Regions from separate parts of the Homo sapiens genome. Here all the other regions are linked to region 3. Evidence: chromatin contacts called from ENCODE Hi-C or POLR2A ChIA-PET data. All regions are on one chromosome and are shown on one strand. The core of a region is the stretch at or near the end of the contact, and the rest is flanking DNA. Distances in the headings are between cores, read along the strand shown. Region 1 holds the start of TEAD1 (TEA domain transcription factor 1). Region 2 holds the start of RRAS2 (RAS related 2). Region 3 holds the start of FAR1 (fatty acyl-CoA reductase 1). Region 4 overlaps RRAS2 (RAS related 2).

What was found. Hi-C counts contacts between places; a loop is a spot of excess contacts on that map. ChIA-PET counts read pairs that join two places held with the same protein, here RNA polymerase II (POLR2A). Pooled maps may share reads with other maps.
Region 1: a pooled map shows a loop between it and region 3 (17-fold over the local background). The contact joins the promoter of TEAD1 here to the promoter of FAR1 in region 3. A Hi-C loop is called at or near these places in 13 of 50 pooled maps.
Region 2: a loop to region 3 is called in a map of CD4-positive, alpha-beta T cell, with 7 times the contacts of the local background. The contact joins the promoter of RRAS2 here to the promoter of FAR1 in region 3. A Hi-C loop is called at or near these places in 5 of 168 maps with a recorded cell type or tissue (CD4-positive, alpha-beta T cell, CD8-positive, alpha-beta T cell and naive thymus-derived CD4-positive, alpha-beta T cell), 3 of 37 single-sample maps with no recorded cell type and 13 of 50 pooled maps.
Region 4: a pooled map shows a loop between it and region 3 (3-fold over the local background). The contact joins the enhancer-like site here to the promoter of FAR1 in region 3. A Hi-C loop is called at or near these places in 1 of 37 single-sample maps with no recorded cell type and 5 of 50 pooled maps. POLR2A ChIA-PET finds 5 or more read pairs at or near these places in 2 of 52 experiments (GM12878 and activated CD8-positive, alpha-beta T cell).

The regions. Positions count from the first base shown.
Region 1 is chr11:12,669,352-12,676,629 of GRCh38, forward strand. It overlaps TEAD1 (TEA domain transcription factor 1), which reads left to right and starts at 5,070. Exons shown (of 13, transcript NM_021961.6): 1 at 5,070-5,483; 2 at 6,058-6,210. RefSeq lists a silencer at 4,762-5,061 and enhancers at 5,897-6,711, 6,712-7,278.
Region 2 is chr11:14,355,355-14,362,761 of GRCh38, forward strand. RRAS2 (RAS related 2) reads right to left here and starts at 3,829. Exons shown (of 6, transcript NM_012250.6): 1 at 3,409-3,829. The coding sequence starts at 3,516. RefSeq lists an enhancer at 2,659-2,758 and silencers at 2,999-3,118, 3,159-3,358, 3,429-3,928.
Region 3 is chr11:13,663,803-13,671,357 of GRCh38, forward strand. It overlaps FAR1 (fatty acyl-CoA reductase 1), which reads left to right and starts at 4,866. Exons shown (of 12, transcript NM_032228.6): 1 at 4,866-5,004. RefSeq lists silencers at 4,416-4,905, 5,016-5,295 and an enhancer at 5,376-5,425.
Region 4 is chr11:14,314,049-14,321,591 of GRCh38, forward strand. All of the region lies in intron 1 of RRAS2 (RAS related 2), which reads right to left. Among named protein-coding and RNA genes, the nearest start is that of RRAS2, 41 kb to the right of the region's middle. Within about 2 kb of position 6,088, at least 2 of the 41 ENCODE cell types and tissues checked have a DNase peak (open chromatin) inside an H3K27ac peak, as active enhancers do; they include GM12878, where a contact is called at or near this core.

The sequences.
Region 1 (7,278 bases), core at 3,820-6,319, 990 kb before region 3:
TAATACAAGTAAGATGGTAGATGAAAGGCCTACTGAACTAACTACACTCATGAAAGGCTAGAACGACCACTGTTTGAATGCAATTCCTGATGGGTGCAGAAGCCCAATTGGAGAGGGTTGAGAAATAAGTAGGAGGTAAATAAATGGAGGCAATGAGGCCAGACAATTCCTCTCAGACGTTTTGCCATGAAAGGGAAGAGAGAGGACAGTAGCTGGGCATGAGGCCAGAACAACAGAAGGTTATTTTTTGTTGTATTTAAGATGGGAAAGAGATTTATTTAAATGCTGATGAAAAGGATCAAGTATAGAAGCTGAAGATCTGGAAGAGAGAGGAATAATGTGTACAGAAAGGACTATGAAAATGTAAGAAGGGATAGGACTCACAACCAAGTGAAGTCCTTGATGCATGGGAGGTATGTGATTATTGATAGTTGTCTTTAGCATGTATTTTTAACTTTGAAAAAAAATTGTGGCTGGGCATGGGGGCTCATGCCTGTAATCCCAGTACTATGGGAGGCTGAGGCAAAAGGATCACTTGAGCCCAGAAGTTCAAAACCAGTAGGGGAGCACACACACACACACATGAAATTGGCCAGGCGTGGTGGTGCATGCCTGTAGTCCCAGCTAATCAGGAGGGTAAGGTGGGAGGCTCACTTGAGCCTGGGAGGTGGAGGCTGCAGTGAGCCAAGATGGCGCCACTGCACTTCATCCTGGTTGACACAGTGAGACCTTGTCTCCCCCTCCCAAAATTGTGAAATATTAATACAATAGTAGAAAAGCGTGTTTAAAATAAATACATAGCTTCATGAATCACAGTGAGCATTCATGATGCAACCAGGCAAAAATAAACATTGCCAGCAGTTCAGAAGCCTCCTTCCTGTGTTTTCCTTCTTCATCACAACACCCTCCCTGTAGTGATGACCACTACCCCAGATTTGTTGGCCATTCTTCTTGTTCTTCTATTGAATTTTTTTCTTCTTTCTAAATATGTATCTTTAACAATGCTGTTAAATTTTCCTTGTTTTTAATCTTTATATAAAAACAATTGTACTATATGGATTATTTCATATTCGTTTTACTCAGTATATTTTAAGGATTCACCCATGTCATTGCATGTAGCTGTTGTTCATTCATTTTCATCACTGTATAGTATTCCATTGTATGATTACATCACAATTCATTTATCCTTTCTGGCACTAGTGGACATTGCAGTTGTTTCTTGTTTGGGGTTATTACAAAAATGTCCAGTGAATATTCTTGCACATGTGTCCTGGTGCATATGCATCTGAGTCTCTCTTTGGTGTATTATTAAGAGTGGGACTTCTGCCGGGTGCAGTGGCCTGCGCCTGTAATCCCAGCACTTTGGGAGGCCGAGGCGGGTGGACCACGAGGTCAGGAAATCGAGACCATCCTGGCTAACACGGTGAAACTCCATCTTTACTAAAAATATAAAAAATTAGCCGGGCATGGTGGCAGGCGCCTGTAGTCCAGGCTGCTCGGGAGGCTGAGGCAGGAGAATGGCATAAGTAAACCTGGGAGGCGGAGCTTGCAGTGAGCCTAGATGGCGCCACTGCACTCCAGCCTGGGTGACAGAGAGAGACTGTCTCAAAAAAAAAAAAAAAAAAGAAAAGAGGTAACTAGTATCATCCTTATTAATACATCTCTCCTTGTCTTCCAAAGCAATATCTTCTGGAGCCAGGTACAACTTTAGGGTCAATTCTAACCCATTGGCTCTGGCTCTCCTTCCTAGCTTCAGGCTGACTCAAGAGTTTGTCTCAGCATGATTTGTTACCACTCAGTAGACCACTGTTTCAGCTTCTTTCTTGGTAAGAACTGGTGGGGGGAAATGAACCCTTTTGTATCATTAGTGATATACATGATTGTTACATCTCCAGGTAAGTCACCCCTGTGGACGTTGATCTTCTGCCTTCATTGCAGTGGGCAGCTAATACAATAGCTAAGTGGGAGCAGCTAATACAATACAGTGGGAGGCTAAGGGCATGAAATCTGGAGCTGGACTGCCCGGGTTTGAATTTTTGCTTTGCACTTACTAAATATATGACCCTGATCGAGTTATTTCATCTCTCCGGTCCTCGGCTCGTTCATCTATAAAATAAGACTAATAATAGTAACCACCTCATAGGGTGGCTGTGGGGATCAAATGAGGTAATATCTGGAAAGTACTTAGATCAGTGCCTGGCATTCCACTGCTTTGATTTATATTCATTTCAGCTTTGGTGACAGTAGAGGTCAGGGGTTATGAATACAGGTTATAAACATGAGTCGGAAGGAATTCAGGTTCTGACTATGTGACCATGGACAAGTTATATAGCCTCCCTAACATCTCAGTTTTTCCCTTGTGTAAACTGGGGGTACTAATTACTACTTTACACAGGTTCTGTGAGAACTAATTGAGATGGCAAATGTAAAATGCCAAGTGCTAAGCATGGACGCAGTATATGGTATCTGCTGCCATTTTAGCGGGTTGCACTTAATGTTCCTGCCCTTAGGTGCTGGGGCCCTAAATCCATGCACTGGTCCTATGCATTGATCAAGGTGGCTGAGGAGAGTGAAAGCATTTGGAAGAGTGGAGAGATGACAATGAGAGTCACTTCCCATTTGTATGTCCTGGGCAGGGCATACTTAGCTGCATGAGACCCAGACCACTTTCCAGGGGCTCAGATAGGTAGGCATCACCATATAACACCAATATAACACCAATAACACACATATGCTGGTAACTAACAGAATACAAGAAGCATATCTGGAGCAAGGAGCTTCAAGGGTCCTAGAGAGGAAATATTTAGTTTAGCAGTCTTCCCGGAGGAAGAGGTTTTTAAGGTGAGTCTCAAAAAATTTACACACGGGAGAAGTTGGAGAAAATACTGGTCAAAAAGTCACTCATGTCATAAAGAACTTTGGATTCCAGGCCAAGGAATTTTTCCTTAATTCAGTCTGGAATGAGGGAGATATTGTATTGCAAAGTGGCTATAAGACAGGAACTAGTCTGAAAGGTGCCCAGGTATACTGGGCCAACAAATAGTGGTTTAGAAACCCTACTAACTGGTTGGCACTGCCATCGAAATTTATCTGGTGCTTTTAGAAGATGACATTTGGAGAGAGATATGCCTAGTACAGTTTTAATGCCAAATTAATTATGTGTTTTCTAACACATTTCCAAAAACCAGTGCCAAGGTGGTTGGGTTCATTATTGTGAACCTCACTGTATTACCTTATCATTGCCTATGAATTAGAAATAAAATGCACTTGTACTTGACTGTGGTGGTACCTACACAAGTCAGGAAATTGCATAGACCTAAACACAGGCACGTACGAATACGTACAAGTAAGACTGAGGAAATCTGAATAAGATGGGTGGATCGTATCAATGTCAATATCCCAATTGTGATACTGTATTAGAGTTTTGGAAGACATTACCAGTGGGGAGAACTGGGCAAAGTGAACAAACGATTTATTATTATTTTTTACAACTGCCTGTTACTCCGATTACTTCAAGAGTTGAAATTAAAAATGTATTAATAAGACTGGGTGCAGTGGCTCACTTTTGTAATTCCAGCACTTCAGGAAGCCGAGGCAGGAGGACAGCTTGAGCCCGGGCGTCTGAGACCAGCCTGGGCAGCATGGTGAAACTGCATCTCTACAAAAAAATTTTAGAAATTAGCTAGGCGTGGTGGTGCGTGCCTGTAGTTCCAGCTATTCGGGAGGCTGAAAAGGGAGGATGGCTTGATTCCAGGGAGTCGAGGCTGCAGCGAGCCCAGATCGCACCATTGCATTCTAGCCTAGGTGACAGAGCAAGATCCTGTCTCCAAAAATAAAATAAAAAAAAAATTAAAAAAAAGGAAAACAATGTATTAGTAAAAGTTATGTTTTGTAGAAATGTGTTGCACTCAGTCACAGTCTAGTCTCCTCAGTTACCCATATATAGGGATATAGGGATTCCTCGGGCACAAAATATGTTGTTATTTAATCCTGAGGCCTCAGCTGGAAAAGAGAGCCAAGTGCCTAGAACGAATGAGGTCCACTGTGCGGGAACTGCTTTGCAGTTTGTTAAATAATTATAACAATCACCCGAAACTTTAGACGGTTCTGTCCCCAGTGGGTCGATTTTACCCGTTTTCTGATTTACCGACTGCGTCTATGTCACTTTTGCGTCACTACCTCCAATGGCAGGGTTAAAATGATTCCTTTAATAATGAAATGAAGTTTCTCAATAATGAAAGGGCTAACTTAAAGTCGCCGGATGCAGCATTTCAAAGTTTAGGAAGTTACTTTTGAAAAGTACAACCGGCAGAGATGAGTGAACTTAGTTTTTTAACTGACTTGGAGAAGACCTTGCTAGCAGGGCAGGTTTATTACGAACTCTGTAATTATCCTTCTTTGCTAAGCTAAAGGTTTTCCTTTCCCAACCGTAAGACAGATTTCGACTTGAGTGAGAGCTGTGAACTTTTATAAAAGTGAAAGGGAAGAGAAGAAATGGCAGGCTGGGAATCTGGCCCGGAGACGGCGTCCACCGCGCTCGAGAGCAACAATCTGCATCACCAGAAAGGCAACTTCTCTACCCTACACTTGCAGACTTCCGCGAGTCCGGGAGCACTCAACGCAGTCACCCGCGCTTCCGCGTCCCGGACTAGGGAAACTGAGGCACGGTAGGCGCGTCGCGCGCAACTCCCGCCTCGGCGCCTGCCCCCTGGAAGAAACCCAGGCTTCCAGAGTTCTTCGCGCGAGCGCAGGGACTTCCAAGCCGCGCAGCTCCCGTCCGCCCCGCCCCGCCCCGCCCCGGCTCGGGACAAAGCCCGGAGCCCGCGCCGGGAGACGGAGGGCGGCTCCCGCGCGAGCCACGCTCCCCCGTGGGCGCGAGACTCCGCCCAGCTGCCGAAAGCCCGCGCCCCAACGGCGAAGCAGCCGCGCCGGTCCGCCCCGATTCCCCATGACGTCACCGGCGGCGGCAGGCCCCGCCTCCAGCCCCGGGCGGCAGGCCGCATGACGTCACCGAGGCCCCACCCCTCCGGAGCGAGTTCGGTCCTGGCGTTCATTTCATTCCTGTCCTCATTCCGAACATTCTTAGCATCGCTCGCGCCGCGCCGCGCCGCCTGAGCCGAGCCGAGCCTCTGCTGCCGCCGCCGCGGCCCCGCCGCCCGCCGCGGGCGCCCACCAAGCACTTTGCAGACTCGCTTCCACCCTGCGGGCCATTCCGCGCGGCGGGGCCCGGGCCCGGGGCGGCCGCGTCCAGGCACAGGCCATGCAGTGACGCCCCCCCACCCCTCCACCTTTGCCCGGAGCGCGGGCAGCAGCCCAGCGCGCCAGCCGGCCCCGGGGCAGGAGCGGTGCTAGGCAGGGGTGGGGTGGCCGGGCCCAGGGACCGGGAGCCGGGGAGGGAGCCGGGCACCGAGCAGAGGGCGGGGGAAGCGGCGCCGAAGTTTGCCTCGGACTCGCCGGGCGCTGCGGTGGCTCCCTGGGCCGAGGTAAGTTGGCGCGCGGGGCGGATGCTGGGGTGCGGGGGGCGCACGGGGCAGCGGGGGGCCGGCGGCGCGTCCCTCGCGGGCCGCTCTTTCTTTGCGGGCTCTGCTTTGTGTGCGACGGCGGGCGGGCACGCGGAGGGCCGCGGCCGGGCCCCCACACCCGCCTCCCCGCGCCCCCTCCGAGGTGAGCGGCCGGGCGCCGCCGCGCGACTTGCCAGGACGCCAAGTTGGGCCGCGCGCTGGGAGCCCGCGCGGCAACAGGCGGCCCCCGGCCGGCCGCGCCGCGCCCCCCGCGCGCCCCCTCTCCCGCCGCCTGCACGCGCACACACGCACACACCCTCGGGCGCCTTGGACGGGGTGCGCTGGGGAGCCAGAAGTTCGGAGCGAGCGCGGGCGGGCAGAGCCGCCGCCTCGGAGCCCGGAGCCGGCCTGCACCCCCCTGCTTTCGCCGCCGCCCCCCGGCGCCGGGTACCCCCGAGGCCGGCCCGGGTCTGCGCAGACTTGTGCCGCTGGCGGGGGGTTCGCTCCTTCTTCTCAAAGATGAAAAAGGGCACGGTCGTCTTTGCCGCTTCTCCAGGACTGTTGCTGCCGCTGCCGCCGCCGCTTCATTGCACATTCAAGTGGAAAATTTTCAGGAGTCAGCAGAAACATTGTGTCCAAAAAAGACTGAGTCGCAGTTACCACCAAACCCAGGAGGAGACTCTCCCTGGAAAACTTCCCTTCCCTTTCGGTAGGAAATACTGGGGGATTTGTTTGTTGATTGGAAGAGAAATGATCCCCGGGGGGGAGAAAATCTGGGTACACTTCTAGTCTTTGTTCGTAACAGCAACACTTGTTTTCAAAAGTCCAGAGTCCCGCTTTAAAGAAAGTTTAACTTCTGTGACTTTTCTTCTTTTTAAAAAAATAACTTTTGTATTTTTAAAAAATCAAAGCAATATTTTTAATGAGTCGAAAACAATGAGGACTCACACCTCCCCTCTCATGAAAATAAATGAAATCCAGATCAGAATTTTCTTTGCTTTTAAATTGCCTTTTTTAAAAGATTTATTTAAAGTTGGATAGTGTCACTATATAAAAATATTTATGAAACAATGAAATACCAGCCACCAGCGTTTCTCAGGAGGCTTGTTAACTTCTTAGAAGCAAGTGGCTTCCTGTGATTTGCAGAAATGAAAATTGACCTCAGTGAGCCCTGGAAACTTAGAGACAGATGATGTTCCAGGAGCAGGGAATGTAAAAAGGCCATGTTTAAAAACAGTGCGTTGGAAGGAGCCCAGGTCTTGGGATAGAAAGGTCTGTTAAGCCTGCCACATTTCAAAATAGTAAAAAGAAATACTAAAAACACTACACGTATTGCAAAGGAGCAGAACCTTATCAGTTCACAACAACCACAGATTTCTTTCTCCCCGCTTTCCACCTTGGTTGTTTTTGGAAGTTCAGGTGGTCTGATGGCTTGGGGTGCGCTGGTTGCCTGCAATGGTTACCTGAGTAGACATATCCCTCCCTTCAGGGAGATGTGATCCACTGTGTAGTCACAGCCGGGAGTGGGCTCCTTTCTCTGCAGGCTGCAGTGAATCTTGCTGGTCTTCTACGGATAGGGGCTTCTCTGAGGCACAGATTGGGGAACAGTCTTCAGGCTACGCCCGGTGCTTCACCCTTTCACTGTTGGGTTTGTGCCCCGCTTCTGTAAACAGCAGGGTCTTCGGGTCCAAGCATATCTGAATGCTTACAAGGACTAGACTTAAATCCAACTTCCTTAGGAATCTTTTCCTCTTTAGAAGGAAATAGTAGAACTAAT
Region 2 (7,407 bases), core at 2,579-5,078, 690 kb after region 3:
ATTTCCTACCTAGAGTTTACTTAACATTTAGGTGTTCTACCTACCAACAGAACTTTACACATTTTTCAAAGAAATATGAGCAACAGAAAGGAGGAGGTAATGTACACACACATATTCATTAAATAACATAATACTTTACATTTTATCATGGCTACTTTATGATTTGTTATATTTATTTTTAAAAAGGAAAAGGTATCTCAATTTAATTATCTTAGTTCCCTAATTTTGCAACTCTTCATATGAACAGAAGGTAACAACTAAATCTAAGTCAAAGAAAGTTAGGGTAAAAGGCATTGTTTTTAAATTCTCCGTTCCCAATTTTATATTTTTTTCTGCTCAAAATCACATAGTAGAAAATATATATACTGAAAATTGTAAAAACAGTCTGGTGTTTCAGGAGTCTTAAAAAAGTAAGTCCAATTTGTGCCATTCTAATCTCCTACCAAGAGAACTGACTTCTGCTTATTAAAATGATTAGTCTGCTGTGTTCTCTCCCTCCAGTTACTACTGCTAAACAATCATGGTGGAATGAATTTTAACATTCCAGGAGTCAGGCAATGAATAGCTACCCTATTAAGTGTAAATATAAAAAAATCGCTTTAGCTCCATAATCTAAAATTAATATAAAAATGTATGCAGCTTTACTACAGACTGTACTAGACACTGTTCTAAGCCCTTGACATGTTAACTCATTTAATTTCACAGCTATATGTGGTCCACCATATTTCCCCAGTTTACAGATGGGGAAAACTAAGGTACAGAGAAGTTAAGTAACCTGCCTAAAATTACACATGCAGCAAGTGGTAGAGCTGAGACTGCATCCAGGTGGTCGGGTTCCTGTCTCTCCAAAAAGGCTCCTTTTTGCAGAGACCAGATCACAGGTCCCAAATCAACTATCAATCCCACTTCCCCACTTGCCACCTCCTCTCTCCAAACTAGCATATGACTCCCACATATGACATTTCCATTCTCCCCACCACCAAGCCTACATAATGCTTTCATCAATTTTTTCCACAGACTTCTCTGAGTCTGAATTCCCTTTGCATTTAAACATGTTACAGAACTGTAGGCATAAACACTGATAACACCTACCATTACTGAGCACATACAACATGCTGGATACAATGCTACCATCTTTGTCATAAAAGTTATAAAGAATGTGTAATCAGACCCATTTTACTGGCGAGAAAACTGAGGCTCAGAGAGGCTGAGTATTTTGGCCATGTTCTCACAGCCGATAAATGACAGAGCTTTAAAAGACACACATGCTCAAGTCTGTAAGACTCAAGGTTCATACTCTTTATGTACACATATGTCTTCCTCATACATACCTGCTTCCTTTACTTCTTTAATATCATCTAGAGCATCCAGGTACTATACTATTCACAGTGGAGGTATTTCTTCAACAAATGATTCTATAAATTATTAGGAAAACGGCAATTAATGCTTTTTTTTTTTTTTTTTTGAGGCAGAGTCTCGCTCTGTTGCCCAGGCACAATCTCGGCTCACTACAATCTCCGCCTCCCGGGTTCAAGCGATTCTACTGCCTCAGCCTCCAGAGTAGCTGGGACTACAGGCGCGCGCCACCATGCCCGGCTAATTTTTGTATTTTTAGTAGAGACGGGGTTTCACTATATTGGCCAGGCTGGTCTGGAACTCCTGACCTCGTGATTCACCCGCCTCGGCCTCCCAAAGTGCTGGGATTACAGGTGTGAGCCACGACGCCAGGCCCAATTACCGCTTTCTTAATGGTTTAATACCATTACTTCCCCAAAACAAAAAGGCCCAACACCTTAATTAATTAACATGGGCTCAAATAATTCAGATGGCCCCTTCCTCAAAAAAACGTAAATATTTGTGGTTCAAATCTTTTAAATAACACTACCAATATTGTAACCCAAGATTATTCTCCCACTCCTAGACTTCTCCTCCACTTATCCCCTCACCCCCACCCTCCCTCAGCCATCAGACTAGTCCCCAAAGGGTTAGCTATAAATTGTTTTGCTTTGCCATTAGATACGTACAATCTCTCTGCGCCCTAGGGAAATAGCAACCTGACAGCATCCCTGATTCTGTAGCCTGCTAAACTTAAACCAATCTCACCCCTTACTCAGTGATTTTTTTAACCCACTAATAAGCATACTGTAAATGCTCATTACATAAAACATCCTTTCTTCCTGGATTCAAAGGTTTTAGCAGCAGTAATCCAGGGAATATTATAGCAGCAATTATTGCTCATTTACTCAATGTGAAAGGTGACAATCACATTTGTTACAGTACTCAATATTTTAATGTCACTATAAACACTAAGTGAAATAAGCTATTCAGGTATCCCAATTAATGACAAATGGGTGAAAAGGAAACCAGACAAAAATATTTCACCGTTCATACTCTAGATACTGTGAAAAATATCCTTGTTTCCTGTTATAACAGGGTACCTTCGTTCTCTCCCAGCATATGCCACACCTTTTAGGTTGACAAAAGCAGAAAGACATCGGGGCTTTGTGTTTTAAAAATCCCAAAAAAGACTACTCAAACCTCTCCCCAAGAGCAAATTCTAAGAAGGAAGAATACCACCTCCCTTTTCTTTACCACAAACCCCTGACTTACCGTCTCTAGCAACCAGAGAGGGCTGGGGGTAGGGGAGAGGGTGGTTAGAAAACAGAACGCACGACTCGGTCATATCCTAGCCCGGCCCATCCCAAACTTCACCTAGGCACGGCGAGAAGCAGGACGGCATCAGGAATTCCTAGGAAATGGTCTCACCCCATCAGAGAACATTTTTAACTTCCTAGAAGCCACCATTTCCCCGGGGCATTATCACACACTCCCACCCGGACATATTACCTAAGAGAGTACTTATAAAAAGAGCGTAACACACACACAAAGAAATACACAGTACTTGAAGCGGGCAGCTCCGGCTCAGGCGGCGCGGGGAAGCCCGGAGACCACGCGGAGCCGCGGCCAAGTTGCCACCGCTATCGCCCCGACGGTGAAGGCGCGGCCGCAGGCGGCTGGAAAAGCAGCGCGCGGGGCTCCAGCTCCAGCCCCACGCCCGGACCCTCGGAGCAGTAAAGCCCGGCTCGGTGGCCCAGCCTCTCCCGGAGGTCTCTGGCCTCGGCCAGAGCAATAAGGTGGATCGGTGCTTCCCACCCTTCCAGCTCCGCCCTCCCGACCACATTCCTGAGAAGCCCTACTCCCGCGACGCCGCGCCCGGGAGGAGGCAGGAGCGCGACGCTGCGGCCGCAGGGCAGGAGCGTAGTCGGCCCCGCGCCCTCCCGCCCCCTGGCCCCGGCCCGGGCCCGCGAGGCGCCTCTGGGGCGAGGTCGCGGCGGCCGCCCCGCCACAGGTAGCGCCAGCCCCCGCCCGCCGCCGCTCCGGCGCCCCGGGCAGGCCCGCTCCAGGTACCTGGATGAACTGGATGGTGAGCGCCGACTTGCCCACGCCGCCCCCGCCGACCACCACGAGCCGGTACTTCTCCTGGCCGGAGCCGTCCCGCCAGCCGGCCGCGGCCATGGGGACGCTACAGAGCCCAGCCTGACTGCGCCGAGCCGCCGCTGCCGCCCGCCCTAGGCCCGGCTCCGGGGACGTGTGCGGCCGGCGGGCTGCGGGCGAGCGGCCGGGCTGGGGTCCCGGGTACCGGGAGGCGTCTGGAGGGCCGGTCAGCGCGGTAGCGCGGCGCTGGGGACTGGCTGGGTACCGCCCGAGGCGCGGAGAAGCGGGGTGACGGCACGGGCCAGGGGCGGCAGCGGCCGGGGGGCGCGCTCCTCTACGCGTCTCCGCAGCGCCTGCCGAACGCAGCCTCCAGCGCCGCCACAAATGGCCGTCTGGGGGCCGGGCTGCCAGGCTGAGGTGCTGCATATGCATGAGGGGGCGGGGAGGGGCGGGGCCGCGCCGCTTGGGGCTGAGGTTCGGGAGGTAACCCGGGCTTCAGACCCCCACGGACACACCGCTCTAATCCCTAGCCAGTGAGCGAGTGCGTGAGAGTGTGGGAGTGGGTGTCAGTTGGGAGTGGGACGAAGGCAGAAAGAGTGTGTCACCCTAATTGTCTATGTAAGGGATTGTGTGGATGAAAAATACAATATGTGACGGCGTGTGCGAAAAATAGGGCTGTTGGCATATTAACTCAATTTTATAGGAGAGTACATACCCTGCTTTAAGAGTACAGATGGTGACCATATTTGTGTGAAAAACAGTATGTGACAGTGATTGAGGATTAGAGCTGTGTCACAGTAATTGAGTGTGTGATGGGCTGGTGGTTGTGACAGTGTGAAGAATGGGACAGTGGCTGAGCATGGAGAATAAGTCAGTGATTGAGCTTGCATGGGCAAGACGGAATGTGACAGATTTTGTATGTGTCAGTACAGTGTCATAGTGGCTATGTTTATGTGTGACAAATGTGCAGTAATTGGATATGAGGAGTGTGAGTGCGAGGGGTTGAACTCCTGGCCTCAAGCAATCCTCCCGCCTCGGCCTCCCAAAGTGCTGGAATTACAGGTGTGAGTCACTGCACCCGGCCTCATGGGGTTTTTAATAAGAATTAAATGAGCACATAAAACAGTGCTGCTACACAGGAAGCATTTACAGCAATCTTGGAACATGACTGCAAGTTCTTGGACTTCACTTGGTAACTCATTTGGAACCAGTAGAATGCAGCAGAAGAGATGCTGCCTAATTTCCCAGGCTAGATCAGAAGAGGCCATGCAGCTGTTCTCTTGGTATTCTCACTCCGGGAGGAACAAAGTCAGAAGTTTGACTATCATAAGACTGCCATGCTAAAGAGGCTACATGTAGGCATGCCAGTCGAAGTCTGATTGATGGCCAGGAGCAACATGCCATTTAAAAAAAAAAAAAAAAAGTCCCACTGAGCTCCCACCAGATCACCAGCATCACCTGCCAGCCATCTAAGTGAGACATCTTGGACACTCAGCCTAATCGAGCCTTCCAATGACGGCATCCCCTGTTAGCATCTGAATGCAACTGCGTGAGAGACCCCAAGCAAAAATACCCATCCAGGCCAGCCCATCCTGAATTCCTTTTTTAAAAATCTTTTTTTTTTCTTTTTTGAGACAAGATCCCTCTGTCACCCAGGCTGAAGTGTAGTGGCACAATCATGGCCCACTGCAACCTCCAACTTCTGGACTCAAGTGATCCTTCCACCTCAGCCTCCCTAGCAGCTGGGACTACAGGCACATGCCATCAAGATCAGGTAATTTTTTTTTTTTTAAGAGACAAGGTCTCTCTATGTTACCCAGGCTAGTCTCGAACTCCCAAAGTGCTGGGATGGCTGGGCGCAATGGCTCATGCCTGTAATCCCAGCACTTTGGAAGGCCAAGGCGGGCGGATCGCTTGAGCCCAGGAGTTCCAGACCAACCTGGCCAACATGGCTAAACGCATCTCTACTAAAAATACAAAAATTAGTCCGGAGTGGTGGCGTGCACTTGTACTCTCCGCTACTCCGGAGGCTGAGGTGGGAGGATCACTTGAGCCTGGGACGCGGAAGTGACAGTGAGCCAAGTTCACGCCACTGCACCCACGCCTGGGCGACAATGCGGGCTCAAAAAAAAAAAAAAAAAGTGCTGGGATTACAGGCATGAACCATCACTCCCGGCCCTTCTTGAATATTTGACCCACAAAATCATGAGCAAAATAAAATTGTAGTGGCTCACGCCTGTAATCCCAACACTTCGGGAGGCCGAGGGAGGCGGATTGCTCGCTTGAGCCCAGGAGTTCCAGACCAGCCTGGCCAACATGCCAAAACCCGTCTCTACAAAAAATTACAAAAATTAGCTGGGCGTGGTACACGCCTATAGTCCCAGCCACTCCGGAGGCTGAGGTGGGAGAATTGCTTGAACGCTGGAAGCGGAAGTTACAGTGAGCCAAGATCGTGAGATCACGAGATCACACCACTGCACTCCCGCCTGGGCGACAGAGCCGTCTCAAAAAAAAAAAATGTACTGGGATTACAGGCATGAGCCATCACTCCCGACCCTTATTGAATACTTGACCCACAAAATCATAAGCAAAACAAAATTGTTGTGGCTCATGTCTGTATTCCCTGCACTTTGGGAGGCCAAGGCAGGAGGATCGCTGGAACCTGGGAGGCGGAGGTTTCAGTGAGCCGAGCTCGGGGCCACCGCACTCCAGCCTGGGCAACAGAGCGAGACCCTGTCTCAAAAAAAAGTACATCGAAATACTGCTTCACACACACGAGGATGACTAAAATTAAAAAGACAGGTAAGTGTTGACAAAGATGTGAAGAAACTGGAGCCCTCATACACTGCTGGTAGGTGTGTTAAATGATGCCACTGCTTTGGAAAACTGTATGTGTCAGTTCCTCAAAAGATTAAATGTAGAGTTACCAACAACCTGACAATTACACCCCTACTTATCTGTACCTGAGAGAAATGAAGACATATATTCACATGAAAACTTGTTTGTGAATGTTATATATAATAGCCAAAAAGTGGAAACAACTCAGTTGTCCCTCAGCTGATGAGTGGATAAACAAAAAAATGTCGTATAGCCACGCAATAGAATATTATTTGGCAATAAAAAGGAATGAAGTCCTGATACATGCTACAGCATGGATAAACCTTGAAAACATTATGCTAAATGAAAGAAGACAGACACAAAAGACCACATATTATATAATTCCATTTATATAAAAGGTCCAGAATAGGCAAATCTATAGATACAGGAAGCAGATTTGTGGTTGCAGGATTACAGCAACCAATAGTAGGTATTGAGTTTCTTTTTGAGGAGTTGAAAATGTTTTGAAATTAGATAGTGGTGTTGATTGCACAACTCTGTAAATATACTAAAAACATTGGATTGTATGCTTTATATGGGTGAATTTTATTGTGTCTGTATTATGTCTCAGTGAAGCTACAAGGAAAAAAGATTCAATTGCAAGGTTTCATTTGAACTGTGAAGTTCAAGGAAGTGGCTTTATACTTCAGAATGTTCCCTATATTAACTCTATTCCTTTATTTTTTTTATTTGACTCAAACGTAGTATTCAGCAAATGAGAAGTCCATATGCTCAACCCCGCCCAGACTTTCTATGCCAAAATGAGCTCTTTCCCTTAGAAAATACCCCCAAAAGCATACAGCAGAAAGAAACTTCCATGCAAACACAAATCACTGAAGACACAGGAGAATATGGGAGAGGAAGAACTAGTTGTCACTCAAGCCAATTAAAGGTGAATTTTCAACTTAATCTGAAAAGTTTCCTTTTCAAGTAGCTGACAGATAATAAGTACATACATTTTCATGAAAAAGAATGATCTAGAACCTTGGAAAGAACAATAGAGATCATCCCCCTTACTTTATAGAAAGAAATCCTGTGACAAGGGAGAGAATTTCTTTCCCAATGTCACCTAGCAAGTTGTTAGCAGGGATTAGG
Region 3 (7,555 bases), core at 3,616-6,115:
CCAGGAGGAGGCCTTACCTTAGAAGCCCAAGGGTGTGCTGGTAGTGACTTTAGGGACTTTAGGTACTATTCTCAAGAAGCACCACCCAAAGAACAGGGCAAGTCAGAGTCTGGGGCTTACATCTTGGACATGCTATGACCTTAGATAAAAGATGTCGAATTAGTCATTCTCATTTCTGGGCATCTGTGGCAGCTCTGTTCTGACTCATGTGCAAAGGGAGTAAATCCCTAAGAAAGAAAGAAAAAGAAAAGAAGACAGGAAAAAGAAGAATAATTTCCAGAGTTCTATACAGTTACTATTGCTCCCAAATGAGCTCCAAATCATGGCAATGCTACCCACAAAAGACAGACAGAACAATGACCATCTAATGAGATGTGGAAATAAATTGGCCAACAAGATGCCTTCTTTTCACAATGATGCTTGGGAAATTGACAACAGATGGTATCTAAAACATGTTACAAATACTGTGCCTCTTCTTTCCAAGACCTGGGAGCTGGGTAATACCAGGGCACTTTTATCAATCAACAACGTCTAGAGGAGATAGTCGAGAACCAGAAAGTCAATAGTCAAGACACAAAGAATAATTTAGAAGATCGAGGGACATAGCAGCTCCATTTTTGTTCCACTTAGATTAAACTTGTGGAATATCTGAGGGTCAGAGCATTCCCCTCCAGATGAAAACCAAACTTATTTCACAGACCTCTGAAACACCCAGAACAGATACTGGGGAAATGAAGCCACAGGAACCTGTGTGTACTTGCCTAGACAGGCAATCAATGTACTGGTGGAAATGTTAAAACCTTAATAGGATTTTTTTGTTTTTGTTTTTACTAACAGGCTTTAAAAATATTTTTAAAGCAGACCTATTCTGGAAGTCATGATTGGGTGCAGGGCAAGGCAGATACCATAAAATGAACTACAGAGAATACTGCTCTCATTAAAATTTAGTTCACTTGGGAAAAGTTGCCTGTAACTCTTTCTATGCTGAGAGTGAACATCTCTGGTGCATTCTAGACAGTTATGATGGGTTTTCCACAGCAACTACAAAGAAAGTTGTATTCTCATTAGTTTTATCAAAACAAATATTTTTAATGTGCTACAGTTACTTTTAAATAGTTTATACTTTCTATTGTCATGCAATCTGTAAAGTAAAGCATGGTGAAAAGAAGGATTAATTTGGTGAATTCCATGATGGGTGTGTATATAAGATGCTGGGCCAGGCGTGCTGGCTCACGCCTGTAATCCCAGCACTTTGGGAGGCCAAGGCGGGTGGATCATGAGGTCAGAAGTTCGAGACCAGCTTGGCCAACATGGTGACACCCTGTCTCTACTAAAAATACAAAAATTAGCCAGGCATGGTGGCAGGTGCCTCTAATTCTAGCTACTCGGGAGGCTGAGGCAGGAGAATCACTTGAACCCAGGAAGGCAGAGGTTACAGTGAGCCGAGATTGCATCACTGCACTCCAGCCTGAGGGACAGAACAAGACTCCGTCTCAAAAAAAAAAAAAAAGGCTGAAGGCTGGGCACGGTGGCTCACACCTGTAATCCCAGCACTTTGGGAGGCCAAGGCGGGCAGATCAGAGGGTCAAGAGATTGAGACCACCCTGGCCAACATGGTGAAACCCCATCTTCACTAAAAGTACAAAAAAAAATTAGCTGGGTGTGGTGGTGCGCACCTGTAGTCCCAGCTACTCGGGAGGCTGAGGCAGGAGAATGGCGTGAACCGGAGAGGCAGAGCTTGCAGGGAGCCGAGATTGCACCACTGCACTCCAGCTTGGGCGACAGTACGAGACTCCTTCTCAAAAAAAAGACTCTGTACTACTTATTGTGAGGGATACAAAGATGTATAATGACAAGACATAATGACTTGGTCTGGTTTTGGAAGAGGCAAATGAAGCATAAGTAGAAAGATAATGGGGCTTGCCATCAAATCTATCTAGATTTTAATCCTACTTCTGCCACCTAACAGCTATGTGTCTTTAGACAAGTTACTTGCCTCACTGAGCCTCAAGTTTGTCTTCTACAGAATTTAGATGAATAGATGAATACTTGCATAGGGCTGCTGTGAGGATAAAGTGAAGACTTCATCAGAACTATACTGAATAAGACATTTCCACAAAAAAAGTGTTAGAAAATGACACATGCCAGAAGAAAACTGTTTCCTCAGAGCAGTATTTGCATAAAAATGCTTGAACTTGTTTTTTGTTTCTAAAAATGTTATGAAATTCTGAGAGTCATAATAGCCACGTTATGGCCAATATGCCAACCACGTTAAGGGTAGCATATTCGTTTTGGTCTTTATTCCTATATATTTTCTCAATGATATATAGTATCTCCCTTTAGGCTAGAAACTATAATGGTACATTTTTGGCTTGGTGTAATTTACCTTCATTTAAAAGATATTGTTTCTATAGCATGGATCAAAAAGATGTAGAGTTGTTTCATGTTTGAATAAAATTATAATGCAGTTGATACCAATATATGGCGCCCAATTTTCAGGGATCTTGCTGAATAAAGATGGGAAAGGCAGATGAATGAATGATTGATGTCATTACATTTTTCTAGTTTAAACTCTGGTGCAAAATCTTTCACTGCCTTTTATTACTCACTTTTTGTAGATTTATTAATTCTCTGAATTCATTTAAGAATGATAGTATATTATGGAAGATTCGAGTCATACAACATGCCTTACCCATGAAATTGTACCATCTTGGAGAGTGATCCATTGTTTTTTAAAGTCTTCCTCCAGAAAGCACTCTGTCCATTTGTGGGGGTCTGCCGGAGGCACACATTTCATACACATTGACTTGAATCAAATGAGATCCCTTTGTGCTCTCAAGTGTACGGCTATTTTTGAGAATCATTTATTAAGTGATTACTTAATAATTACATCATATTTTCCTCAGAACTAAGCATTACTTTGCTTTTGTACTTATATCAATTTTTAAAATTAAGACATATGCACAAACAACAAAAAGTTTATGAAGTATTTTCTGGAAATAGTGTCTATTTCCTATAGTGATATTACCCTATCAGTATACTGATAAACCTTAGCAGTGGTTAACTTAGCTACACATGTTCTAACATGCTCCTGAATCCCCCATGCTGGGTTACATCCTCTTTCTAGGTATTCCCTCATCCTGTATTACACTGGCATTGTTTATGTCTGTCTCTCCATTAAACCCTATGTTCTGTGGAATACTGTCATATCCAAGTTTATATGCCTAGTGTAGTGACAAGCACTTTAAATAAAGGCATTTACCTGATTTAAACAACTTAATGACTAAATTAATAAATATGAATACTGTAATCTTTGTTTTGTTGCTTGTGTTCTTTTACAGATTAGAATTTGGTCCATAGTTCTTACGTTTGTTTTGGGAGAATATTTTGACCCACTTCTAAGAAGTGTTTCACCTGATCCTGGCTATTTATGACTATGGCTATTGGACTGGATGGGTTCCAGGCATACACTGTCTTGCCTAAAGTAGCGGAATGCGACATCCCTGAGGGTAAGCAAGTGTGTTAGCTTTGTGTTCTGTGCCCTCCTCCAGAAATGACAGTACTTGCTGCAAGACTGTGAGCTCATCGAGGCAGAAGCCATGGCATTCAAATTAGTTTCCTGAGCCAGAACTTAACATCTGCCACAAAGTAGGCAGTTCAGTGAGCTTTTGTAGTTTCCAACTGGATGCAGCACTATGACTGCTTTTAGCTACTAACAGGGCCAGGCACTGAAACAAGCTCTAAATCCCCACAGAAAAATCACTCTGAGCCATCCATCCCTAAATACCAACCTGTGCATGCTATTCACCGTGCCAAGAGCGTTCACTCATTTTTGCTTCTCACAAATCTTTTTTTTTCTTCCTATGGCTTGCATGTTTTGAATGACAGCTAAATCCTAATGCGGACTGTTTATACAATGGAGTCCCACGGAGCCCAAAGATTGTGGTAATATTATTACAGAATTCTCATGATCCTTTTATTATTTTTTAAAAATGAGCCGTATGAATGTGGTAATACTATTAAGTGTCCGGCTCGATGAATTCCTCCATGTGTACACAGCCCGGAACGACCACCAGGATCAAGACGCAATGTTTCCAGCTTTCCATAGGTTCCCTCGTGCCCCACCCCTCAGAAGTAAACGTTATTCTAACTCCTATCACTACCGGTAAGTTTTGTAGGGAATTATTTTGGAGGAAGTGGAAGGTGGAATGAATGGGCCCACAGTCCCCTGGGACTGGGCGAGACCCGTGGAGGCTCCAGGGGTCCGTAGAGCTCTTCGCTCTCACCGACCCGGGCCACACCCGCCAAGCTGGTAGTTCTCCGAACGGATCCCTCACGCCCAGCAATGGCCGGAGGGCCCCCGGGCCCCACCATAATAGCGCTAAGCACGCCACAATGGCAGCCCCGCTGTCTCCCGCGCGGGCCTCGCTGCGTGCTCCCAACCTTGGGAGTTGGCGCCCCTCCCGCGCGACGGACAGCCGGGCGTGGCCCTGGGCGCGACCCGACAGGACGCCAGCAGCCGGCGGGGGCGCTCCAGGACTCGAGATGTGGGGCGCGGGCCCATTGGCTGAGCATTCCCCCGCGAGCCTCCCGGCCGCAGGGCCCACCTCCCGGCCCTCTCTCCGCGCCCCCATTGGCCGTTCGCGTTCCGCGGGCGTCCGCTCCCGCCCCACTCCCGCCCGGAGGGAAACCGGGTTGGGGGTGAGAGGCTAAAGCAGGGAGGAGGATGACTGGTCCTGCGGATAAGGGTGTGCGCGAGAGCCAATCAAAAGCGGATGTCGAAAAGAGGCGCCGCTCCAGCCAGTCACGTCGCGAGGTGCGGTCGGGGCCGGCTGACGCGACTGCGGGCCTCAGCCAATGGGCGTGCCACTGCCCGTCCGCTCTTCAGCAGCCGGTCGCGGGCGGTGGAAAAGCGAGTGAAGAGAGCGCGACGGCGGCGGCGGCGGCGGCGCAGCTATTGCTGGACGGCCAGTGGGAGAGCGAGGCCTGAGCCTCTGCGTCTAGGTGAGAAGGGGGTGCGCCAGCGGGAGCGGCCGGGCTGCGGGCTCCTCCTCGCCTGGCTCGGGAAGTGGTTGCGGGAGCTCGGGCTGCAGGCCTGGCCGAGGCGGGGGCGCCGACCAGCCGTCCCGCCCCCGCCCCCGCCCGGGTACGCCCAGAAGTGAGGGCGCCCGCCTCACCCCGGGTGGTCTCTGCCCCTCTTTGCCCCGCCGCCGCCCTTCACAGGGCCGGGACCGCGTGGGGGACGTACGGTGGGGCCTGGTTTGCAGCCGCGGAGCCCGGGGAGCCGCCTGGGGTGGGAGGCCGCTAGAGGTGGCGAAGGTGGGGCGGGGTGGTTAGCCGAGCAGCGGGCTCCGCGTGCTCGCGGGAGGGTAGCGGCAAAGGGAGGCCTAGTGATTGCAGGATTCCGGGTCTGGGGAGGAAGAAAGTGGTGGGAAATAGGTGATGCTCAGAAAAGGGTGCTGAGGGAGAAGGCGCGGGGCCGGGGAGTGTGGTTGGCCTATTAGAAGTAAGGATTGATAGGGCCTGGGTGGAGATCAGCTGGGAGTGAAGGGGGGACGGGCTTGGGTTTTGAAGGTGAAGGTCTCTGGAGAACTGGGGACACGTGGATCTGGAGTAAGAGGCACCTACTGAAACCGGAAGGTGGCTGAGAAGGTTTTATGTGAGGTGTGGACGGGAGGCTATTGGACTAGAAGGCATTAGTTGGTCTGTTAGGACAAAGTATACAAGCAGCAAACGCGGTAGATTTATGTGTGGTAGGTGAAGGCTGTGAATCTTTTATGAGTAGTTGAGCAAGAACAGTTGTCTGATTCTGCGGTGTCGGAGAGTGGAGGGTCTCAGGTAGTGTCTTGGTCAGGTTTGAAGGTTAATTTACTGCTAGTGGAGGGCCAAATACTCAAAAGAGTTTTTAATTCTCACTACTGGGGCTGATCCTCCTCCTACACTCCACCCCTCCTGCCATCCCTGTGACAGTTCATCTCGTTTTGCCTCAGCAGCACAAGAACTCACTCCCTCCGAAGTAATGGCATACATATTGTTTGCTTTTGACTAGATGGCAGTCAGGAATCCCTTAATTCTTTATGTTAAAAAAAAAAGTGTTGGTTTAAAGACAACATCAGAAGATACTCTCAGAAAATCTGCCCTCCAGGGGAGTTTCTCAGCTGTCATGTTGGGCATGTGTAATATAGCATAAAAATGATGCAAGATCTCTTACAGTAATACAAGTGAGAATTAACGTATAAGTACAATCCTGATGTATTTTTTTCAAATTAATTTAAAAAGTAAACAGAGACAGGGTTTGCTGTCGCCCAGGCTGGAGTGCAGTGGCGAGATCATAGCTCGTTCCAGCCTCAAACTCCTCGGCCCAAGAGATCTTTCCACCGTGGCCTCTCAAAGGCTTGGGATTACAGGGGTGAGCCACCCCACCCAGGCCCTGTTATTCCATACATTTTCCATAAAATTATTTTATAATTTTTGTTTTGTTTTGTTTTTATTTTATAAATTTGTGTGTGTGTGTCTCGCTTTGTTGCCCAGGCTGGAGTGCAGTGACGCGATCTTGGCTCGCTGCAACCTCCACCTCCCAGGTTCAAGTGATCAGCTCTTGCCTCAGCCTCTCGAGTAGTTGGGACTACAGAGACATGCCCCACCGCACCGGCTAATTTTTGTATTTTTAGTAGAGGCGGGGTTTCACCATATTGGCCAGGCTGGTCTCGAACCCCTGACTTCAAGAGATCCATCCGCCTCGGCCTCCCAAAGTGCTGGGATTACAGGCGTTAGCTGCCGCGCCGGCCAAAATTATTCCATAAATTTATCCATAAAAATTCCACATAAATTTTCTGGAGTTTGATTATGTATTAGGCTTGTTGGGAAATTTATTACCCTTGTGAAGAATTTTGTAGCTAAGTAGCTTGAGGGTTTTTTTTTTTTTTTCACTCAGGAAAGACATGGTATGTATGCATCACTGCTATTCTATTTGAAGCTTTTGGAATTTTTATTTATGGGGTGTGGATAGAGGCTGGAGGCAGAGACTGAGGTCAGAGAAGAGGTAGTAGAAAAGAAGGTGGCCCACTACCATATTTCCAGTGTATTTAAATGGGAGATAGAGTTTCTGTTTGAGGATAGGACAAAAGGTTTGTGAAGAGTTATAGAGTCAAGGACAGAAGCCAAAGAGAGCATTTGCTGTGTAACATGTTTGCTTGTTAACCAGATCAGCAAAGCATTTTAACTAATGGACCATTATTTATGATCTAGAAACAATTTTGTGAAAGCGATTTCTTAGTGATGCTGTTTACTGTGATCACATTTGCCCTTAGTATAACAATACCTAAGTGCTGAGGCGACTTGCAGTAGAGAAGTAATCTGAGTGGCGTGGAGTGAATCAGGGAAGGTTTCCTGAAAGAGGTGAGTTTTGAGCCATCATGTGAACTAGAAGTTGGGATGTGGGTTATTACAAGACATGAGGATGACATTCCAGTAGTTTGTACTTGGTATAAGCAACTGTGGACAAGAGTGACAAATTAAAAATGGTTTTTAAGGATGATTGAAGATTCGAATGAAG
Region 4 (7,543 bases), core at 4,838-7,337, 650 kb after region 3:
TAAAATTCACCTTTAGAACCAAAGCCCATCTTCACAATCTCTCAACTTTAAAATGTGAAACTAGACATGTATTTTCTAGCCTGTGAGCTAAATAACCTGATCTTAAATTGTTCAAATAATGTCCATCATTAAATGCCTTTGTTTACAATTAGGTTTATATGGCACTTACACAACTATGAAATTGAGAGTCTATGATGGAAATTCTGATCTAATTTTAACATAAGCCTTATAATTGAAACATACAAATGGGAACTACAAGGAGAGTTTTATTGTCATGGGGGTTTCCAGCGAGGTGCTTTCCCTTGATCATTTTGGGTCCTAAACTGTTCTGGTCTCTAATCATAATTTACATATCAACCAAATCCTCAATTTTAGAAATAATATATGCAGAAATAAGAAGTGCAGAAAAGCAATAAATGCAGAACAAAATATTAACGAATTTTATTCAAGAGCTCTTGACTAATGTTCTTCCACATTTCCATTACATTTTTTTCAAAAAATAATTATCAATTAGATGCCATAAAATAAAGAGGAACATCTAACAGCTGCCATGTAATAGCAAATGTTGAAATACTGAGAATGAAAAATAGCTTGAAAATTATTGCCAAACCAAATCTTTGAATGCAGGCACATGGTTTTTTTGTAGTTTTTGTTTTGTTGAGATGGAGTCTCACTCTGTCGCCCATGCTGGAGTGCAGTGGTGCGATCTCGGCTCACTGCAACCTCCGCCTCCAGGTTCAAGTGATTCTCCTGCCTCAGCCTCCAGAGTAGCTGGGACTACAGGCACACGCCACTATGCCTGGCTAATTTTTGTATTTTTAGTAGACCAGGTTTCACCATGTTGGCCAGGCTGGTCTCAAACTCTTGGCCTCAAGTGATCCGCCCGCCTCAGCCTCCCAAAGTGCTGGGATTACAGGAGCCACCATGCCCAGCCAAATGCAAGCACATGTTTTAATATTTCATTTAAATAGCCATGGTTTTTGTTATAAAAAGCAAAAGTCTCACTAACTCCAGGTAAATTTTTAAACTAAGCCTCTACTATTTAAATGTTTATTCAAAATTAGACAGCATCCTCATTCCGTAAGTGTGAGCTGCACATAAGGACTTCCTTCCAAAGAATACAATATGGAAAAGGGTTGGGGCAGGGAGCAACTTCATAGTAGAGAAACCAGACAAACATTACCTCAGCCAGATGATCAGGGTCAGCATCAACAGTTACAAATCACGCTGACAGCATGTACTCTTGATATAATGTGATGAAAACGGTACTTCACCTCTGTGGTCTTCCTAACCCAAAACCCATAACCCTACACCTGTCATGAGAAGAACACTAGACACATTCTAATAGAGGGGCACTCTACAAAATACTTAATGAGTACTCTTCAAAATAGTTGGGTCATCAAAAACAAGGAAAGTCAGCCAAGAGGAGCCTAAGAAGGCATGACAACTAAATGTAATGTGTTATCTTGATGGGATCCTGGATCAGAAAAAGGACATTAGGTAAAAACTATGGAAACCTGAATAAAGTATAGACTTTAGCTAATAATAATGTATCCACATTGGTTCATTAATTCTAACAAATGTACCATACGTGTTAACAATAGAGGAACTAGGTGACAGATATATGGGAAGTTCCTATACTATCTTCTCAGGTTTTCTGTAACTCTAAAGTTCTTAAAGTCTACTAAAAAAAAACTACATGGCAGTCATTTCTAAAAAATGCCAACTGAGGTTCTGGATAAGACTTTTCTAATCACCCACATGTAAAAGCTTAAATTTAATTAAGGAAAACAACTAGACCCACTAAACAGTTTCTAGCACTAAAATTAAATCCACATTTTAGGGTACTCAGAGGCAAGATAAAGGGAGACCAGATCAACTCCACCTTTTTAAGCAAACATTTACTGTGATAAGAATGTAAAAATTCAGTCTCAAAACCACAGAGCTATTAAAAACATTAATTTTAAACTAATAAAAAGACAAAAAAAACGTAGTTCAGAAGAGATTTTAAAGCAGAAAGCCCAGATCAGAAACCCATAACAGGAAGTTTGGTCCTTCTTCCACCATCTTGGACTAAAATTTTACGTCTCTGAACATATTTGACTGTTTCCTCATTTACATAATGGAAAGTGACAATCGCACAGTGCAATATCCAAAAGATGCTCAAAAAATAGCCTGTCATAAATAAAAATATAAAATTCTTAGTCTTTTTACTTCACTCACATCTGCTAAAACCAATGCTTTCTTGGTGAGGTATGCATCAGTCTGAAGAGAATCAACCAAAAGAGAAAGACAGAAGGGGTACAAAGGAGGGAAAAGTAGGAATAGCATTTAACTATGTATATTAGCATTTTCCAGGCCCTCCTTTTTACAGTTTTTACATCTCCCCCTGCAAAAGTATCCTGATGAGGCCAGGTACAGCAATCCATGCCTATAATCCCAGAACTTGGGGAGGTTAAGGCAGGAAGATTGCTTGAGCCCAGGAGTTCAAGACTGGCCTAGGCAACATAGCAAGACCCTGTCTCTACCTACTAAATAAATAAATAAAGCCAGGCACGGTGGTACACCTCTGTAGTCCTAGCTAATTGGGAGGTTGAAGCAGGAGGATTGCTTAAGCCCAGGAGGTCAAGGCTGCAGTGAGCTATGATCGCACCACTGCACTTAGCCTGGGTGACAAAATAAGACCCTGTTTCAAAACAATCCAAAAACAGTGTCCTAATGAAACTCTCATTTCAACTAACACTTATTAAGATATCCCGAAAATTGTTACATTGTAATTCACCAAACTTTGGGTTCTACTGCAAATGAGACATTGGAAATAACAAAAATAAATGACTATCAGTTCCTGCCTTCAAGGAGTCTACTTATAGTCAAGTAGGAGGCAAGACAAGAGAACAAATAACCACCTTTTGTTGACAGGAGGATGACATCAATTAGAAAATGCACCTAATTACAGAGGTGTTAAAATAAGAAATTTTTTAATGTGTGCCTTAGAATGAAGGAGATACTATAGTTTCTGTGTGGTAAGAGTAAATTTAGAAAAAGGTACTATGGAGGCATAGATGTTAATGTACTGCCATTTAACACTGCTACCCTTATAGGTGTTGGGTGGAGTTCCACAGATTCTCAATCATCCAAGTTATGGAAGAAGAGAATTCAAAACGTATACACCTTACCAAGAACAGACGTGTTTGCAAAATGCAAGACAGACCTGTAAAGATGCAGAATATCTGTATTAATAAAATCTTAGGCCGGGCATGGTGGCTCACACCTGTAATCCCAGCACTTTGGGAGGCTGAGGCAGGTGGATCACCTGAGGTCAGGAGTTCAAGACCAGCCTGGCCAACATGGTGAAACCCCATCTTTACTAAAAATACAAAAATTAGCCAGGTGTGGTGGTGGGTGCCTGTAATCTCAGCTACTCAGGAGGCTGAGGCAGGAGAATCGCTTGAACCCGGAAGGCAGAGGTTGTAGTGAGCCAAGACCGTGCCATTGCACTCCAGCCTGGGCAACAAAAGCGAAACTCCATCCCAAAATAAAATAAAATCTTAAAAGGCAAGATGAATTCATATTGACATTTCACTAAATTATTTGGGAAACAAAATTCAAAGGTAATTACTTTTAAGAAACGTAGCCTCTATCAACAAGAAGCAGATGATGAATGAACTTACTAGTTTTTCCTCTTGATCTTTCCCTACAAAACAAATCATTGCAAACTCTAAATGTACAAAGGGGAGCTGAGCACAGTGGCTCATACCTGTAATCTCAGCAAGTCAGGAAGCCAAGGCTGGAGGATCAATTCAGCCCAGGAGTGCAAGGCTGAGGTGAGCTACGATTGCACCACTGCCCTCCAGTCTGGGCAACAGAGTGAGAGAATGTCTCTAAATAAGTAAATAAATGTATGAAGAGGACAACTGTAAAATAAGCCACATTTCTAAAAGAGAATCAGGTCATTTTCAAACGGAGCAGGAAGAATAAAGGAATCATTTTCATGATATTTCCCCTCACTGTTAGGACTAAAGCTGTCCTTTATACAGGAAAAGGAAACCCTGTCTTCGCAAAATCCTGAAGGCTTTTCTATGTGTAAACCCTAGAGAAATACCTGTCAAATGAGTAACTATCCTAATAAATCCTATATGGATGTTCACTTCTTTTAATACTTGAGTGCAGCCGGGCGTGGTGGCTCATATCTGTAATCCCAGCACTTTGGGAGGCCAAAGCGGGTGGATCACCTGAAGTCAGGGGTTCAAGACCAGTCTGGCCAACATGGAAAAGCCCCATCTCTACCTACTAAAAGCACAAAAATTAGCAGGGCGTAGTTGCGCATGCCTGTAGTACTAGCTACTTGGGAGGCTGAGGCAGGATAATCACTTGAACCTGAGAGGCAGAGGTTGCAGTGAGCTGAGACCATGCCACTGCACTCCAGCCTGGGTGACAGAGAGAGAATCTGTCTCAAAACAAACAAACAAACAAAAAAAAAAACCTTGAGTGCCCAGGGATGAGATGGCACCTATTCAATTAACCATCCTGATAAGAAAAGCAAAACCCTTCTCTCACAGGAAGGCTCCTGAGCCCAGCCAGGTGCAGCACTACCTGTGTCTCCCAGTGCTGTAGTCATTCCAGCTCAGCAGGGCAGTGGAACAGCTGAGACAGAAGAAATGTTTCCTGAGGAAGGCAGAGTGTTTAGGAAAGATAACCCAAACACGGACATTTTGTACATTCTTTCAGTCCCCACTTTGGACTATTGAAAAGTAAATATAAATCAGACTTTTACAAAACTTAAGTATTAAACTTCAAATTCCTTCAGGGAAACATATCTGTATACTTTGACTCACACTTACTGACTTGGCAACAATACAGCTATCATTTACTATGTGTCAGGCACTAAGTGCTTTACCATATTAATTCATTGAAACCTCACAGTCCATGAAGTAGGTGGTCTTATTATCGTCTCCATCATACAGGTGAGGAAAGACTTTAAGTAACTTGCCCAGTCACGAGGCTAGTAAGCATGGAGCAGAAATTGATTCCCAGCAGTCTGGCTCAATTCTGTGCCCCAAATTACATCATTACAATGAGAGCTACCTTCAGAAAACAAAAATAAATGTATTGCCCCTGCTTTCTCTAGATTCATGGAGTAACATGTCCAGATTTTCTCAAATCCATCTCCCCATACACCTCCGTCAATCCTGACATTTGGCAATAATGCCAAGCAGGAAAAGAAGCTTTTCCCAAGGTATGTGAGTAAAACCTGTACTACAATAAAAATTATATTAACTATTCAGGTTCCCTCTGTCTTTTTTTTTTTTTTTTTTTTTTTTGAGACGGAGTCTCGCTCTGTCGCCCAGGCCGGACTGCGGACTGCAGTGGCGCAATCTCGGCTCAGTGCAAGCTCCACTTCCCGGGTTCACGCCATTCTCCTGCCTCAGCCTCCCGAGTAGCTGGGACTACAGGCGCCCGCCACCGCGCCCGGCTAATTTTTTGTATTTTTAGTAGAGACGGGGTTTCACCTTGTTAGCCAGGATGGTCTCGATCTCCTGACCTCATGATCCACCCGCCTCAGCCTCCCAAAGTGCTGGGATTACAGGCGTGAGCCACCGCGCCCGGCCGGTTCCCTCTGTCTTCTAAGAGCACAGATAACTGCAAGTTTACCATACATGATGGAGAATTTCTGCTACTTCCCCTGTAAAATATTTTCAAAATATCTTACTCACTCAACTGATAAAAGGTGATAAACCTACCTAAAAGACTTTTGGTGAAGAGAAGTAAGTATCAGTTGTATTTTTCAGAGCGCAGAAAAGTTGTGTGATCAAAACAACAAAAATAAGATTATAATTCCAGTTTACTGATGGACTCGAAAAACATATACGTTATAAAACAACTAAACAACTCAACTGTAGCTATGTTACATGTTTAAAATGAACTAATCATTGTAAAAATGTTTAAAGAATGGGAATGATAGCAGAAGAAAAATGTCACCATGAGAGAGTATAAAGATGGGTTAAAGGTTTTCTTCCTGCAAAACTCAATTTGTTTATTAAGTTGTAGCACTGCCCACCCACCGCACCCCACAAAAAAAGCCACATTCATTTGAGGTCACTTTACCTCCTGCTATTTCCTTTGCAGTGAGTCTGCAAAGTTCTAATGCACGGTGCTGATTTTATTCATTGAACAGAAAGCAATTGAGTGAAACATACAAGCAACTAAACCTTTGGCATCCTGTGAAACCACAAGAGAGCAAGATATTTTTTCCCAGGTTCTAACATCTTTTTAAAGCTGTTTTTTCAAATAGCAGTATGCCTAGAATGACTGCATGCTTGTCTAGAGTCATGTGCTCAGTACCAAAAGCCAGATCAATTGACTCTGAGACGGGAAAGTAATCAAGACAAAAAATTTTAATGGATGTCTTAATTTAAGCAGCTCTCATTTACTTATTCTTTCATTTAGCTAATTTCAATCTATAAACAAAATAAAAGCAGTAGACAGTTTTTCCTATGGAAACTCATTAACACAGCTTTCAGAGTTAAGCTTCAGCTTAGCCCAGATTCCCCTTAATCAATTATTTGTTGCTTTTAGAAAAGGTTGTGCAAAAACATTAGCTAAAACTGGTTAAAATTAAAGCACAGGGAAAGAACTTTTCTGAAAGATATTAAACATACTATTAATTTATTTTAAATAGGATGGATTGGTAAAAATAAAAATATAAAAGAACTTAAGTCAAAATTCATTGTTTAAGAACCTAACAATCATAAAGTCATATAAAGTAGTATGCAGTAAAATGTGGGAAAACTATAAAAATGTTAATTTTTATAGTAACTTAACACAACAATTTAAAAAAATGGTTGCAAATGGCTGGGCATAGTGGCTCACGCCTATAATCCCAGCACTTTGGGAGGCTGAGGTGGGCTGATCTCCTGAGGTCAGGAGTTCGAGACCAGCCTGGCCAACATGGTAAACCCCGTCTCTACTAAAAATACAACAATTAGCTGGGTGTGGTGGCAGGCGCCTGTAATCCCAGCTACTTGGGAGGCTGAGGCAGGAGAATCACTTGAACCTGGGAGGCAGAGGTTGCAGTGAGCCGAGATCGGCCAGTGCACTCCACCCTAGACAACAGACCAAGACTCCATCTCAAAAAAAAAAAAAAGATTGCAAATAAGTAAACACACGACGCACGTCAATATTTTAAAATCTTATGTCTATACCATTCCTCCTTCCCCTAACATGACTAGTCAACAGCAAATTTTAGGTGTTCTCAATAAATTTCCCTTGGTGAAATGGTGGTGGGACAGGGAAGGGAACTAACTCTACAAGGATGGCACGAAAGTCCCTCATTCTTTATACTCACTTAAAAGAATGATCAAAAATTGTCAAAACTTCTGAAGTTCTTGTATAGGGGTTGGGGGTTGGGGGCTACATTTGTTATTATTTTTGCCATGTCTTGTGTTTTGTGTTTGATCATCCAGGAGCAAGTGGGAGTGGGGAGAGCAGGGAAGCTGTTTACCTATTAAGACCACTTTAGCCTACCTATGATCACTTCTAGCCA